2 separate regions of the Homo sapiens genome follow, and region 1 is linked to region 2. Evidence: chromatin contacts called from ENCODE Hi-C or POLR2A ChIA-PET data. All regions are on one chromosome and are shown on one strand. Each heading gives the region's core, a stretch centred on a gene start or an enhancer-like site at or near the end of the contact. The rest is flanking DNA. Distances are from core to core; before and after follow the strand shown.

What was found. Hi-C counts contacts between places; a loop is a spot of excess contacts on that map. ChIA-PET counts read pairs that join two places held with the same protein, here RNA polymerase II (POLR2A). Pooled maps may share reads with other maps.
Region 1: a pooled map shows a loop between it and region 2 (4-fold over the local background). The contact joins the promoter of MRTFB here to the promoter of MIR193BHG in region 2. A Hi-C loop is called at or near these places in 4 of 50 pooled maps. POLR2A ChIA-PET finds 5 or more read pairs at or near these places in 2 of 52 experiments (HCT116 and naive thymus-derived CD4-positive, alpha-beta T cell).

The regions. Positions count from the first base shown.
Region 1 is chr16:14,068,468-14,072,847 of GRCh38, forward strand. MRTFB (myocardin related transcription factor B) reads left to right here and starts at 2,852. Exons shown (of 17, transcript NM_001308142.2): 1 at 2,852-2,898. RefSeq lists silencers at 2,627-3,096, 3,237-3,316.
Region 2 is chr16:14,299,897-14,304,574 of GRCh38, forward strand. It overlaps MIR193BHG (MIR193b-365a host gene), which reads left to right and starts at 1,485. Exons shown (of 2, transcript NR_170633.1): 1 at 1,485-1,635. MIR193B (microRNA 193b) reads left to right here and starts at 4,071; the gene lies at 4,071-4,153. RefSeq lists silencers at 2,129-2,618, 2,903-3,063, 2,969-3,208, 4,162-4,211.

The DNA of each region.
Region 1 (4,380 bases), core at 1,602-4,101, 230 kb before region 2:
AGCCTTGTTGGTCACGAAAGGCAAAGTTTGTGCATTTGGAAACAGGCTGATCTGGGGTGGAACCAACCACTTGCCAACTGTGTGTTGTTGCGTGTTGTTGTGTGTCGTTGCGTGTTGTGTGTGTCGTTGCGTGTTGCTGTGTGTGTTGTTGGGCATGTCCTCTCACCTCTTATGTTCCTGGTTTTCTCATCTGTAAAATGGGGACAACCATAACTTCCACAGGGGATTTGTGACGGTTGATTTTAGGCATCCGTTTGGCTGGATTAAAGGATACCCAGATGGCTGGTAGAGCATTACTTCTGGGTGTGTCTGTGTGGGTGTTGCCAGAAGAGATTGGTGTTTGAATCAGTGACTGAGTAAGGAAGATCTGCCTTCATCGCCATCAGTTGAGGGCCTGGATAGAACAGTAGAAGAAAGACAAATTCTCTCTTTCTCTTCCGGAGCCAGGACACTATCTTCTCCTGTCCCTCGACACCAGAACTCCAGATTCTCCAGCTTTTTTTTTTTTTTTTTTTTTTTTTTTGAGACAGTCTCACTTGATGCCCAGGCTGGAGTTCAATAATGCAATCTCAGCTCAGTGCAACCTCCTCTTCCCAGGTTCAAGCGATTCTCCTGCCTCAGCCTCCCCAGTAGCTGGGATTACAGGCACCCATCACCACACCTGGCTAATTTTTGTATTTGTAGTAGAGAACGGGGTTTCACCATGTTGGCCAGGCTGGTCTTGAACTCCTGACCTCAGGTGATCCACCTGCGTCAGCCTCCCAAAGTGCTGGGATTACAGGCATGAGCCACTGCGCCCAGCCCAGGTTCTCCAGCTTTGGACTCTAGGACTCGCTCCAGTGGCTCCCAAGTTCTCAGGCCTGTAGCCTCGAACTGAGAGTTACACCATCAGATTCCCTGGTTCTCGGGCCACAACTGCGACTGAGCTATGTCACCAGTTTCCCTGGCTTTCCAGTTTGGAGATGGCACATCGTAGGACTTCTCAGCTGCCATCATACATCCCCTCTTATGAATCTATATAGTTTTTTCTTTTTTAGAGACAGGGTCTCACTCTGTTGTCCAGACTGGAGGGCAGTGGCACAGTCAGAGCTCACTGCAGCCTCGACTCCTGGGCTCAAGAGATCCTCTCACATCAGCCTCCAGAGTAACTGGAACTCCAGGCATGTGCCACCATGCCCAATTCTTTTTATTTTTTGTAGAGACGGGGTCTCACTGTGTTACCCAGGCTGGTCTAAAACTCCTAGGCTCAAGTGATCCTCCTGACTGGACCTCCTAAGGTGCTGGGATTACAGGAATGAGCAACCTTGCCCAGCCTACATCTATCTAGAACCTAGTAGCTGTGTTTCTCTGGAGAACCCTAATACAGGGTTGTTGGGAGGGCTAAATAAATTAATAAATAGACAGCACCTGGAGCAGGGCTCAGCACTTTGTAGCTGCCCAGCAGGTGTGATTTTCCTTCTTCACCCACTTCCTCCATCTGGTGAGTTGAGTGAGGTTGAAACATGCAAGGGCACCCACATGCTCTGGCCTGTACACAGCAATTGGTTCCGGGGAGAGTGGACAGGTTTGGAGCATGGGCAGGCCAGCACTTGCTGACATTGATGTGATTATCAGGTGGGCTGGGTAAGCCCATGCAGACGCTGTTGCAGGTGGAAGGCTACCTAGAACCTCCAGGGCTCCTGATCTTACAGCAGCCGGCCCAGATGAGCTAGCTCATGCTCGCTTGCTTGCAGAACAGGACCTACCTACAAGGTAGTGCTGGGCTCCGGACTCAGACCCAGGTTCAAATCCTATTTCACAATGGAAACAGGCTACTTTCTCCACCTCCAGGATTGCAAGAAGATTGGTATGACCTTGATATGCCCGCAATAAATGTTAGCCCTTCCTCTTTACAAACAATTATTATTTCATTAAGACTTACTCCTGGGAAGAAGTCACACTTTTCTGTGTGCTAACATCATGTACATTCTGATTCTCTGTCCTGTGTGCCATTCCATCATGCTCTCTACCAGCAAAACGCCACCAGTCTAAGGAGGAGACAGAACCGCATAAAAATAGTCACACAGTCTTCAGAGCTGCACAGGGAGTGGCACAGGGGCTTCACAGGCCTTGGGAAGTTTGTAAAGTGAGGGAGAAGCACTTTACTGTCGCCAGCTCCATTGAAAACAGATTGTAGCAAATGACTTCCCAGGAGCTCCTCCTCTCACCTTGGTGAATGTTGGGAGAGAATGAAGACTGCGGCTGAGAGGCAGCGCCTTGAGCCTTGAACGGAAAGAGGGACAGGGCCTGGGGGCTGTCACTGAGGTGCAGAAATGGGTTTTGGGCTGGGCATCAGACAACCCCAGATCCCAACACTGGCTCAGCCAATTCCTGGCTGTGTGACATGGAGCCATTACTGTACTTTCCTTGCCAGGCCTCCATTTTTCCTCTCTCTAGAATGGGGAGGCTGGTAATACCCACTTTGGAGGGCAGTGTGAGGACCGAAGGGGGCTGTTAAGTGCTCGGCGCGCAGCGAGCACTCAGGACGGGTGGCAGCGGTCACCTTTGTCGCCACCGTCCAAGCCTTTGCAGAGGCTCAGGGCCGAGCCCCGGACATGCGCATGCGCACGCGCACCCGGCCGGCCAGGTGAGAAGGAGGCGGCCGCCTCGCACCTGGGCTTTAACCCTTCCCAGTCACGGGAGTGGGCGGAGTGCACGCAGGGACGGAGTCGGGGGCGAGCAGCGAGAGAGGCCGGGCTTGACCCTTGAGGCGGGGTGGGCAGCGTCCGGGGAGCGCGCCGAGCCGCTTCTAGCCTGGGGTCCGCGCGCGCCGCGGGGAGGAGGGGGAGTGCCGAGGGGAGCGAAGTCTCGCGAGATCGCGCGGCGGCGGCGGGAGCGGCGGCGGCGGCGGCCGGGGAGGTGAGCGGCGGGCGGTGGCGGCCGTTGGGGGCTGAGGCCGGGTGAGAGCGGCCGAGACCGAGGGCTGGGTGGGGGAGCGGGCCTGGTGAACATCCCGCGTCCCAGGCAGCCATCCCTGTTCGTCCCCGCAGCAGCTGCGGCGCCGTTTGGTCCGCACCGTCCCCGGGACTCGCGCGGGGCGGGGCGGCCGGGGCCGCGGGCCGGTGCCTCCTTCAACCGGTCCTCGCGCCCGGGCGCGACCCCGGGGCCGCCTCAGTGTCCATCTCGACTGCAGAGTTGGCCCTGCTGACAGTGGCAGCGGCGTTTATGGAGCCTCTGCTGTGTGCCGGGCACTTAAGTTGCGCGCTTGCACGCCGGGGCTGCACAGAGAGGTGGAGCGCCCGGGCCAGAGCCACACTGCGAGGAGGCGGTGGGAGGGGACCGGGACCCCTGCGCCCCCTTCCTCTTCCCACCTCCCACTCCCCTCAGCCCTTTTCTCCTGGGGTCCCGACCAGGCTTCAGAGGGGGTGTCTGGGAGCGCCCTGAAGTTGGATGCAGCTTGGTATATGGGTTTCTTGGGAGAGAGTTTTTCCAGGGCTTTTGTCTCGTTCCTAAAAGGGTCCCCGATCCCCAAGTGGTCAAGAACCATTGTTTGGCCCTGCTTGGAAGCAGAGGTGGGCTGAGAGCAGCGGGCGTGTGCTGGTAGTGGGGTGTCAGGCCCAATGAAGTGGAATATTGGAGCCCAGGGCTTGCCTTAGGCAAAGGAAACTCTTCTCTAAAAGTTCGATTTTTGTTTCAGCACGCGATTCCACTCTTGGGAACAGTGGTTCTCAACCTCGTCAGAATCAAGGTCCCTTCTTCCCCTTTGCAGCAAACATGTATAAAGCCCTCTTTACTACCCTGAAATGAAATTCATAAACAATGTGACCTCCCTACACACATCCTTGAAAAGCAGTATGATGGTTTGATTGAAGCGTAAGGGCGAAATAGAGAACAGTATATGACAGATGTTGCTGTACCATTCACATCTAGGACATACTCTTGTGCTGGAAGACAGTATATACTGGGGTGCTTGTGCCAGCTTCTAATGAGTACATTTGTATTGGTTAAAAAAAATTAGGAGGAGCTATTTCAAACAAGAGCAAGCCTGGGCAATATAGCGAGATCCCACCTGTACAAAAAAAGAAAAAATTAGCGTGGTGTGGTGGCGCACACCTGTAGTCTCAGCTGCTTGGGAGGCTGAGGTGAGGGGATCTCTTGAGCCCAGGAGTTAAAGGCTGCAGTGAGCTGTGATTGCACCACTGCCCTCCAGCCTGGGCTACAGAGTGAGGCCGCTACTTCAGGGAAAGAGCAGAGATACAGACGGAGGTTGGGAAAAACACCTAGGTTGGCATAACCTGTTTCTTGCGAATTAAAGAGAGAAACAACCTAGATTGAACTAGGGATAACATGGCAAGACAAATAACAGACTGTCTCAATAAATACGTAAATATTAGCACAAGC
Region 2 (4,678 bases), core at 235-2,734:
AACAACTGACCTCTAAGCTTCAGTCTTTTGTTTTATTTTTTATTTTTATTTTTGAGACAGAGTCTCACTTTGTCGCCCAGGCTGGAGTGCAGTGGCACAATCTTGGCTCACTGCAGCCTTCGCCTCCCGGGATCAAGCCACTCTCCTGCCTCAGCTTCCCAAGTAGCTGGGACCACAGGTGCTCACCACCACACCCCATTAACTTTTTTGTATTTTTAGTAGAGACGGGGTTTCACCACGTTGTCCAGGCTGGTCTCAAACTTCTGACCTCAAATGATCCACCCGCCTCAGCCTCCCACAGTGCTGGGATTACAGGCATGAGCCACGGTGCCTGGCCTAGCCTCAGTCTTTCGATCTGGAAAATGGGTAAGTTCAGTAAGTTACTATTCTTCATGTGCTTAGGTCTCGGGGTGGGGGGGAATGGGGACTGTTATTATCAGTGATCAGCTGTTGCCTTTTGTGCTACATTTCCTCTCCAAGTTGCTATTGGAAAAACCATCCCAAGGTCCCCCGTGCCCCACCGACCCCGGGTCCAGAGTGAACACAGCCTTCCTTGCCTCCCCTAGAGCAAGGAAGAAATCCCTCCAGATTTCTGGAATTAAGGCCCAATGAGGAAAAGGGGACATGAGCAAGTCCTGTGCGTCGGCTGCAAGATAAGAAAGATGACCCATAATCCCAGCACTTTGGGAGGCCGAGGCGGGTGGATCACCTGAGGTCGGGGGTTTGAGACCAGCCTGGCCAACATGGTGAAACCCCATCTCTACTAAAAATACACAAATTAGCTGGGCATGGTGGCGCATGCCTGTAATCCCAGTTACTCTGGAGGCTGAGGCAGGAGAATCGCCTACACCTGGGAGATAGAGGTTGCAGTGAGCCGAGATCGCGCCACTGCCCTCCAGTCTGGGCAAGAGGAGTGAAACTCTGTCTCAAACAAAAAAAAAAAAAAGAAAAAGAAAGAAAGAGGATGGAGAGGGCAGGGACACCACAGGCAGAAGGAGAGGAGGCCAGCTCGCTCCCCTTGGCTGGGGTCCCTGGGACCTCCTCTGTGGCATCAGGACTGCCCGCTAAGTTGGGTGGTGTGTTTTATGAGCGTGACCTGTGTTGGCCAACAGAGGACAGCAAAATACATTTTTTATGATCCTGGGAGGTTCAGGCCAGTCACGTTTTCGCGCAGAGAGGCTGGGCGGTGGAGAGGGACAAGTCATGTCTCAGTTATGTGGATTCTCTTTGCGAAAGAGGGGCCACTTCTGCAATGGATTTGGGGGTCCCTGGGCAGGGGTGTGGGGGTGGGGGAAGATTTTAGGAAGGGGATGAGCTGCTGGGGGGGGGCATCTCCCTTACTGCGGGAAATGAAAAGTATTACAGCTATGGCTGGTGAGAGTGTCAGCACCAGAGGCCAGATCTTTGCCAGGTGGAGGGGACACCCTTGTGCCCTACCCCCAAGTTCCAGCACCTCTCCAAGAGCCCTTAGCCCCGGAAGCAGCAACAAAGTGACATTGGACTGGGGAGGAGGAAGCACAACTTTATTTTCTGGCCCGAAGCTGGGTTGGTATTTGGGGGAGTTCTTGGGAACACAGTGTGTCTGTGCAATTTCAACCCTGGGGGATCCAGGGGACTCCAGCCATTCCAGAGGAGGTGAGAGACCGTCATGGGGTGGGTGTAAGAGGCTTGGGGAACCTGCCTGATGCTGCTCCTACTTTTACTGTTTGTTCACGGGGGTTGTGTGTGTTTGTGCGGCGGGGGAAGCGGGGGGTGCTGAAAATTGGGGGAAGGGCCAAAAGCGCCAGCTGGCATTGGCACTGGGTGTTCCCGAAAGAGGGGGACAGACCGGGTCTGAATCTTCAGTGGATGCGCCCCTAGCTCCCGGATACCTCAAGCGCCTTTGGAGGACTCCAGCACGCCCCTCGGGAGGGAAGCCCGGCCTCGGTTCCGTCTGTGGGCTGCGGTGGTACTGGAAGTGGGGACTCTTTCCCCCTCCTCCGTGCCCCCTGTTTGAAGCACCCCGGGCTCTGCCCCCCGCCCCCAGGGTCGAGGCTGACGTCGCCGCCGCATTTCTAGGAATGCCCCTATCCGCTGACTATATTTGGCGAGCGTTTCTAGGAAGGCGCCCCCCCACCCCGGCCCCCGCCCCCACCCCCACCCCCACCCCCACCCCCACCCCCACCCGGGCGGGCGCGCTAGGCTTCCAGGCTCTCGCCCTCTCTGCCTGGCCGGGGAGGAGCCGCCCCGCCGCCTGGGCCGCTGCCGCCGCCGCCTCCCCAGCGCGGCCAACCCCGGGCCGGCCCAGCCCCCGCCCCGGGCCGGCCATAGGGCGCTGGGGGGTTGGGGGGGGCGGGGGCGCGGCTTTGTGGCGGCAGCGGACCGTGGAGGCCGGGTGCAGCCCCGTCGGCTGCGCGCTCTCTGCAGAAAAGGATTTTCTACGCTCCCCGCCCATCACTTGGATCTCGTCTGGGGAGGGGCGGATTTTTTTTCTGGAAGTACCCTTCTTCTCCACGGTGGAGGATTTAAGGCTGGGCTCCAATCGAGGCGGAGGCTGCAGGGCCCGCGGGGCGCCCCCCGCCCGGCGCACGCCTGCCCGGAGCCCGGGAAGGCGCAGCCCTGGGTGGGGGGGCCCGTGCACCCCCGGAGGCGGCAGCGGCGGTGAGTGCTCCCCTTCTTCCCGCCTGGCACCTTCCGCCAGCCAAGGCAGGGATCGCGGCAGGTGGGTGCCCAAGCCCCCAGGGCCGAAGGGGTGTGGGGCGGCTGTCTGCGGGGTGGATGGGAACGGGAGAGGGGAGGTGGCGGCGGGGGAGCGCGCGGTTCTCTCGGGACTCGGCGCGAGACGCTTGTCTGGGCTGCGATTGCCGCCGCTGCCGCCACCCCGGCTCCCCCTCGGACCCCTCCCCCGCTCCCCAGAGGGGCGTGTGAAGCCGGGAGGTAGGAAGGGGGCGAGGCCGCCCCCAGCCTCCCTAGTGCCTGGGCTTGGAAATTGACGAGGCGGTGGAGCGTCCGCGTCCCCGCCCCCACCCCGGAAAGCCCGCTCGGGAAACTGACTCGCTGCGTGACCCCGATCTCAATGCCGCGCGCGGAGCAGGCCGGCCGCGCCCGCCGCTCCACGTGCGCCCGAGCCCCGCTGGCATGGGCGGCGGCGCCTGCGGGGGCCGGGCCCCGGGGATCCCGGACTAGCCGGGAACCACCGTCCCCAGAGAGTTACCGCCGCCCCCTAAAGTTGTCAGCTCCCTCCCCCCGAGAAGCAGGCAGCCCTGGCGCGTTGGCTTTAGCTTCTGCAGGACGGGGGCAAAAAAACTAGGTTCCGGGGTGCGGAGCGGGGTGTCTGTGCCCGAGACAACACCAAGTTAGGAAAAAGAAGTTAGAAAAAAAAAGAAAAAGGCATTTTGATTTGGGGGTGGGGGGAGTGGCGTTTCTGGTTTCTCTTTGCTTCCAATCCCCACCAAGCGGAGCGTTGGAATGCGCCGCTTATGTCCTCTGAGGACACATCCATATTTATAATTTATTTTTAGGAGAAGTTGTGAAAAAGGGAGGGGGGTTAAAATGAGGAGAAAAGGTGCGTGGGGGAGTGGCCTTTCCAGAACCTAGAGGCTAATTAAGCTATTAAAATGGAAATCATTTCCCCCAACTTGGGCGCGCAGCAAATTTGACTTTAATGAGAGACGATTAAGGACACAAATAACCAAACTTTATTTAGCTGGAGATGGGGTGGGGGGAACTGTACGAGGCACCTCGGACACCCGATTTATCCGCTGCTAAGGGACGTTTGGGGCACCCCTCGTGTTGTCCGGGAAGCTTTTAGGCCTGTTTGCTGGGCGAGATTGGTGATTGCTCCGGGAGGGAAGAGACACCCCGGGATCAAGCGATCCTCTTGCCCTCAGCCATGGTGTGGCAAATGTCCCCTCCTCCCACAGCGACCCCCTGGCATTTTGGTGAGATGAACCGCCGCCCTGAGGGAACACCCAGTAACGATTCCTTCAGTGATCCCGGTTCTCCAAACTCTTGCCTCAAAGGCGGCCTGCCCCGGTGCTGTCAGCCGTGAATGGGGACTCACTTCTTGGGAAAAGAGGCTTTTGGAGGCTGTGGTCTCAGAATCGGGGTTTTGAGGGCGAGATGAGTTTATGTTTTATCCAACTGGCCCTCAAAGTCCCGCTTTTGGGGTCATTCTGGACAGCGAGGGACTCAGGCCCCGGCAGTCTCGGGAGGGTGAGGGCAGAGAGCTACCACCCCCAGGGAGCGCGTCCAAAACCCGGCTGGCGGGGGGGCGGGGAAAGAGGGGGAGGTTTGCTACTTTCCATAAAACTAAAAGGTCCCTTCGAGGGCGGTATTCTTATAAGTGTGTGTTCTCAGTTTGCCGAACCTACTGTGTTTTCCAAGGGCTTCTCTCCTTGGGAGGCCGAAAAACGATACAAGGAGGAGAAAGTACATTCCCCCTGACCACCCCCACAGTGGTTTAAGGGACAGTATTGGATTGGAAAGGAATTAGTAGGATGTCAATTGTGGCAAAGTGTTTGAAGCCCCCAAATAAGGCGCTCCTGAAATGATGAATTGTAACGACATTAGATTTGTCTTTACGTTTGCTAAATTAGGAGAAACCAGCTGTTTGCTTCCACCTGGAATTGCAACATTTCTTTGCAACTCTTTGCTGTTGAAGGCGTTCTTTTTGTTCTGTTTTGTTTTGTTTGTTTGT